Linked DNA regions of Homo sapiens: region 2 is linked to region 1. Evidence: chromatin loops called from intact Hi-C (ENCODE). Cell type or tissue: PC-3. All regions are shown on one strand. Each heading gives the region's core, and the rest is flanking DNA. Links, peaks and the distances in the headings are about the cores only.

The links. Hi-C counts contacts between places; a loop is a spot of excess contacts. Peaks named below come from ENCODE experiments on the same cell type or tissue, not always from the same donor. Only the 100,000 strongest peaks of a DNase experiment are listed, where the experiment ranks them.
Region 2: a loop joins it to region 1, with 5 times the contacts of the local background. A loop is called at or near these places in 59 of 110 quality-filtered maps.

The regions. Positions count from the first base shown.
Region 1 is chr16:48,605,499-48,608,418 of GRCh38, forward strand. All of the region lies in intron 1 of N4BP1 (NEDD4 binding protein 1), which reads right to left. Among named protein-coding and RNA genes, the nearest start is that of N4BP1, 3.2 kb to the right of the region's middle. In PC-3, for the core only: no CTCF peak of the experiment used is centred there; DNase peaks (open chromatin) are centred at 1,703 and 2,083; H3K4me3 peaks cover 1,586 bases; H3K27ac peaks cover 1,726 bases.
Region 2 is chr16:48,555,577-48,558,496 of GRCh38, forward strand. All of the region lies in intron 2 of N4BP1 (NEDD4 binding protein 1), which reads right to left. Among named protein-coding and RNA genes, the nearest start is that of N4BP1, 53 kb to the right of the region's middle. RefSeq lists a silencer at 1,542-1,836. In PC-3, for the core only: no CTCF peak of the experiment used is centred there; a DNase peak (open chromatin) is centred at 1,445; H3K27ac peaks cover 301 bases.

The DNA of each region.
Region 1 (2,920 bases), core at 213-2,712:
CAATCCTCACAATCCTTTGCTCCCAAGATGTCTTCCAGCACTGACTTCTTTCCCCTCTCTCTGGGCCCCCTATGGACAATGCCCTCTTATAAGGACTTCTCACTCTTAGACATTGCCTCTCTAGCCCCTGTATTAATGCCAAATTGCATAAAAGTTACTCAACCCTTATTTTCAATTTCTGTACTCTTACTATTGAAAACCAGCAACAGACCACACTGAGCAGCCCCAGCCCAGAGGTGTAAACACTGAGGCATTTGTGGAAATGTAAATTTCTCATGTCCCCCTAACTCTTCCACGACTCTCCACTGACTACTTGCAGGTAAAATCCATGTTCTTCAGCAGGCCCCAAGCACTTTGTGATCCACTGGAGGAATCTGTGATGCAACTGCCCTCTTCCATGCCCCTGTGATTGCACACAGCTTCTTCCCTCTGCCAGGACCTCCCTGCTACCTAGGAAACCGGCTGGCAGAGCAACCCTTCCATTCCTGTGTTACAGAAACACCTTGCACACATTGCAGTTGTTGTATGTATCACACTTTACTGTATCTTCCCCATGTCTGTCTCCCCTAAGAGGCAACGTGATTCTTGAGGTCAAGGGGCAACCGTCAATACACTCCCTGGCACCAGAGAAGTCTTCCTTAAATGTTGATGAGCTGGTGGCCCCACCAGTCAATAGGTCAAACAACTTAACCATCCCTCCTGCCACCTGGCTTAAAACCGACCCCTAAATCCCTACATCCACCACACAGCTGCCCTGTCCCTGTAAAAACCTTACCACCCCCTACCCCCTCATGCCCAAGGCTAACTTGCAACAATGTTCATTTCACTGTTGGTCTTCTGTTTCAGGAAGATTCCATGCTTCTCAAAATCCTCACTGACTATTAAATAAGGTCCAATGACCTTAGCCTGGCATTTTGGTACCTCAGCCTTCATCTTTCCCAGGAGCACCTGGACACCTTTTACCATGACACTCCATGTTTTCTGGGCCTTTGCTCCACAACCACCTCTGTCTGGAAGGTCAGGTACCTGGGAATATTTGGCTCTTCAAAAGCCAGCTGAAGTACTGCTTTCTACGACAAATCTTCCCTTTAACAAAAGTGGTCACTGGTACAGAGTCAGTGCCTGTTTTTCAACCTGCATGCGCACTATCACTGTCTACTAGTAGTTTCCATTTCGCCCCTCTGCAGTCATTGGAGGCCCACCTAACTAAGCTCCACATTCTTCTCTACTCTAGCATTTGCAAAAGGCAGTGAATTCACATTTTAAAGGCAAAACACAAGCAAACCACTTGGTGGGACACAAGACAGTTCATCTTATCTTATTTTGAGCAGAGACACTATAGTTGAAAAACTCTTCTTTGCTCTAAATCTTCCTTCCTCTAAATCTGCTGCTCTTCCACAGCCTAACTTAAAATATTATAGATGTTGGATCAAATTTGCTTTCCTGTTCTTAGTTTTTAAAATCAAAATAATGGTTTTCTCCTCCTTCAAGAAAGTAAAACAAACTCCAAAACAAATTCAGAACAAAAAAGCCCTGATTGTGGCATTCAACTCTTACCTATGAGTCTCAAGGGGAGAAAAAAAAGAATTTCTTACAAGTGGGAGGGTTGACTTATGAGTAATACATATCACAAAGATCAACAAGCAGGAGCACATACTAGCAAGAAACTGTAAGACACACCTTTCCCAAACAGCTTGGCTAAACTGTGTGGCAAGGACAGCCAAGAAAACAGGCATTGGGCAGGTCTGGCAGGACCAGCAGGGCTCTTCTGCATAGCAAAGGAGTCATTCTCCATGCTTGCGATGAGTCTTGAGCAAAAGCAGAACCCAGAGGAGGCAGAACGCACAGCAAAGGCAGAGACTACTACAGTGGAGATTTAAGCTGAAAGGTGCTAAACCAGAACATTGGAAAAATAAAGTGGGGTTGGATTAATCGTTTTGTAAGTCAGAGGAGGAGTTTAGGCTGAATGAGACAGGTGACAGGAGGCTCTAGTAGGTTCCAGGGCAGGAGAATGACTTTTTGCAGGAGGATTACTCTAACACAAGTTGAACCAGGGAGGGAGGGAGCAATGAATGAGTAAAGGCAATGGAGCAAGGGAGGGGACACACAGGAATGAAAGTCTTAACCGCAGCAAAGGCAATAGAAAGGAAAGGAATGAATGCACGTAAGAGATTTTCAGAAGAAAAAGCAGGACTTAATCATGTCAAGCTTTTAAGCCCTGAGAAGTGCAGAAGATTGGATAGCTGGGGAGAATGGACGAAGGGGAATGCGCCTTAGACCAGCTGTCTGCAATCCAACTGACTAAAAAAGTTAAGCCCAGGAAAGCAAACTTGGTTCTATATCTACAATGCTGGCTTTCTGATTTGTTTTGTTTTGTTTTGTTGAGACGGAGTCTCGTGCTGTCGCCCAGGCTGGAGTGCAGTGGCGCGATCTCAGCTCACTGCAACCTGCCTTCCGGGTTCAAGCGATTATCCTGCCTCAGCCTCCCGAGTAGCTGGGCCTACAGGCGCGTACCACCACGCCGGGCTAATTTTTTGTATTTTTAGTAGAGATGCCACTGCACTCCAGTGTGGGTGACAGAGTGAGACCCTGTCTCAAACAGAAAAAAATAGGTAAATAAACATACATCCTTTCTTTCTGACATTCTCCGAGCGTTTTATTACTATTAATGGTTTTTTTCCGATTCTCAAGAACACGGTTTTCACCGTGTGACACAGGACAGTCTCAATCTCCTGATCTCGTGATCCTTCCACCTCGGCCTCCCAAAGTGCTAGGATTACAGGCGTGAGCCACCGCGCCCGGCCTACAATGTTTTAAGTTAAGCTTTGAAGAACTACACAGCTGAGTGCCCCGTCTCCTTTAAGGATGTGAAATGCAAACACTCACGATTTTTTGTTAAATCTAAGAACATCAGGAGATA
Region 2 (2,920 bases), core at 216-2,715, 50 kb before region 1:
AGGAGTGCTTTGTTTATCTAAAGGCATTCAAATATGGCAAGAAGGTAACAAAGTGACATTTTTAACTAGAAAAAAGACTGGGGGTGGTTCTTTAAAGGGGGCCTCTTTTAATCTTCCAAAAACAATAAATCATCCATCACTCTAATTGCTTAACAGCAGGGACATGCCCAGAGTTAACATCAACCACAGCCCTAATTTGAAAATCCACAACAGAACAACCTGCTGGTTCTTAGAAAAACCAAGAAATATGTATATTTAGTCCTCAAAAGGATAACCCTTGAGATAACTGCACTGAAAAGGTTTTTAAGGTGGCTCCCTGATTACTTTGACAGATACAAATGTGTGCTACCTACTCTCCCTCTTTTCCTTAAAGCTTCTAGTGATGGCAAGAGGAGGAACTGGATAGAGGAGGAGTACCCAGTTCAATTCCACTGGGTCACTATGTAACAAGGAAGGAAATGCAGACCGATGAATTCTGCTGCCCTGGACTCCTTACAAGTCTAGAGGGGGAACAGATGGAGGTTCTAGAAACATCAGCTCTCAACTAAATTCCAAAGTGTTATTCTCAGTAATAAGATCATATCACTTTTGATACTCTAAAAAAATCTCAGGAATGGAATTAAAATAGAGGTTCAAAATTCTGGTGGAGAACATACAAATTTACCCAAAAAATAAAACTACAATGACAAAAAATTAAGTGAAGCCAAATTATTGTCCTCAAAATAATACAGAGGGTCGATTAAGGACCCTTCTTCCTACTTCAAGTCCTATACCCTGAGCAGGCAGACATGTGCTTACTCATCACTGTCTCCTAGCCTCTCTGCAATCAAACCAGAGTAGCATGTTGACAGGTAAACCCAGACCAAAGGTCTATTTCGACCCAAAGTATATATATAATAACACCTTGCTACTTATGGGAAGGCCAAAGCTCTGGGGCTCCCAGTTCCAAATGCAGAATGAACAGTTATCAAGTCTGGGAGGCCAGGTGTCCAGGCCCTCAAGACATTTAAATGCCTGCTTCCATATAATTGGTTAAAGGTTATATCATCTGGTTGTTTGCCATATTATAGAATGCTGGCAACTAAAAGAAAGTGTCCAAAGTGGAGGAGAGATGGGTGACACACAGCTGATAAAAACTCATGGCAGCCATAGCACCAGACAGGGCAGTGTGGGGACAATGGAAAGTCCTTTCTGAGTTACCCAGGAAAAAGCGATTTCTTTTTATGGAACCCTAATATGGAAAAGACTAGTATGGAAAAAAAAATGGCTAAAATACTTAATTCTGGCAAGGGAAGGGGCAAACCCCATCTACATGGAAAACTATCACCCCATATGTCAGGGGCTCTCATGCTGAAGTTTCAGGCTGACAGAGCCCAAATGTTTCTTGGCCACTACTGTGCTGTCTAGCCATACACCACAAACAATTTCCACTTACTCATCATTTGACTCATTCATGGTGACAAGGGGGCAAGAACAAGGTATACAAAATTGGCAGCATTAAACAGGGTACTGTGGAGGTTTTCATGGTGGTATGGGCTGCAGACCTCATTCTGGATAGGCAAATGAACAAAGGCTTTACAAAAATACATCGAAGGGTGGGCCTAGGCTGCTTTAGGGTGGGGCTCACACCAACAGATCCTATTGCTTAAGGACCAAATAAGTACTTCCCCAACTACTTGGGTCAAATCAGTGAGCTTTAGTCAGCAGTGCTATGCAACCCAAGACTTAAGTATCCAATGATGCGTTGGCCTGAAAATTCCAACCTTAACTTCTGCTGGAGGAGAGAGGGTATACAGCAGCTCTGGGGAAAGACATTATGGGCCCAAATCTCTATCCATGTAACCCTGGAAAACATTTTTAAGCCACTTCATGTTGTATAAATTATAACTTTTGACTCACAATTGGTGTGAAGGTTGCATTTTTAAAAATACAGTGCCTGACACATAATAATGGGTGATTCGGCTTTAAAATCTCAAATATTTGTTGCATTAAATATATGGCCTCAGTTAAAAATCTAAACTGGCCACTGGAATAGTAACCATGAAGTTACAAATAGGTAGTAAAAAGCCACTAAAAAAATCCTAAACTGGGCATGGTAAGGCATGCCTATAGCCTCAGCTACTAGGAAAGATTGCCTGAGCCCAAAAGTTTGAGTCCAGCCTGGGCAAAATAGTGAGACTTTACCTCTTAAAAAAAGAAAAATTCTAATTTGCCTTTAATTCATCAACAAGTTTTTACTGAGCTCCTACTATGTGTCAGGGACTATGGGTATTAGAGGTAGTTCACTGAACAGAAGAAACACAAATCAGTTTCTTCATGGAATCTAGTCAAAGTTTATTCACACTTAACATTGAAGCAACTGATTTAAAATAAGGGCTGATTTTTTTCCAACTTCCAAAAAAAATTGAGGTAAAATTCACACGACTAAAATAATCAATTCAATGGCATTTACTACGTTCGCAATGCCGTGCAACCACCACTTACATCTAGTTCCAAAATGTTTGTCACTCCAAAATAAAACTCTATACCCATTACGCAGTTTCTTCCTAGAATATGGGTAAATCTTAATTACTGATATTTTCAGATCAATTTACATCAAATTAAGTACAAGTCTGTCTTCTTAAAGTAACACATTCTCTTGTAAAAGTATTGCCTTTAAACAGAGACATCTGTGAATCCAAAGAAAATGTAAATCCTCCCAAAACAATCAGTTTTCCAAAAAAAAAAAAAAAAGAAGAAATAAAAAAAGAAAGCTTGCAGCTTTCCCTTAGTGTAATAATTGGTGGTTTTCAAAAGAGATGATACTGTACTCAGGGCATTAGGAAATATGTAGGAGTGTGTTTGAGGTGTCACAACGACTGGGGAAGGATATTATAAGCAAAGTGGGAGGGACTAGATTTGCAAAACATCCTGTCACGGA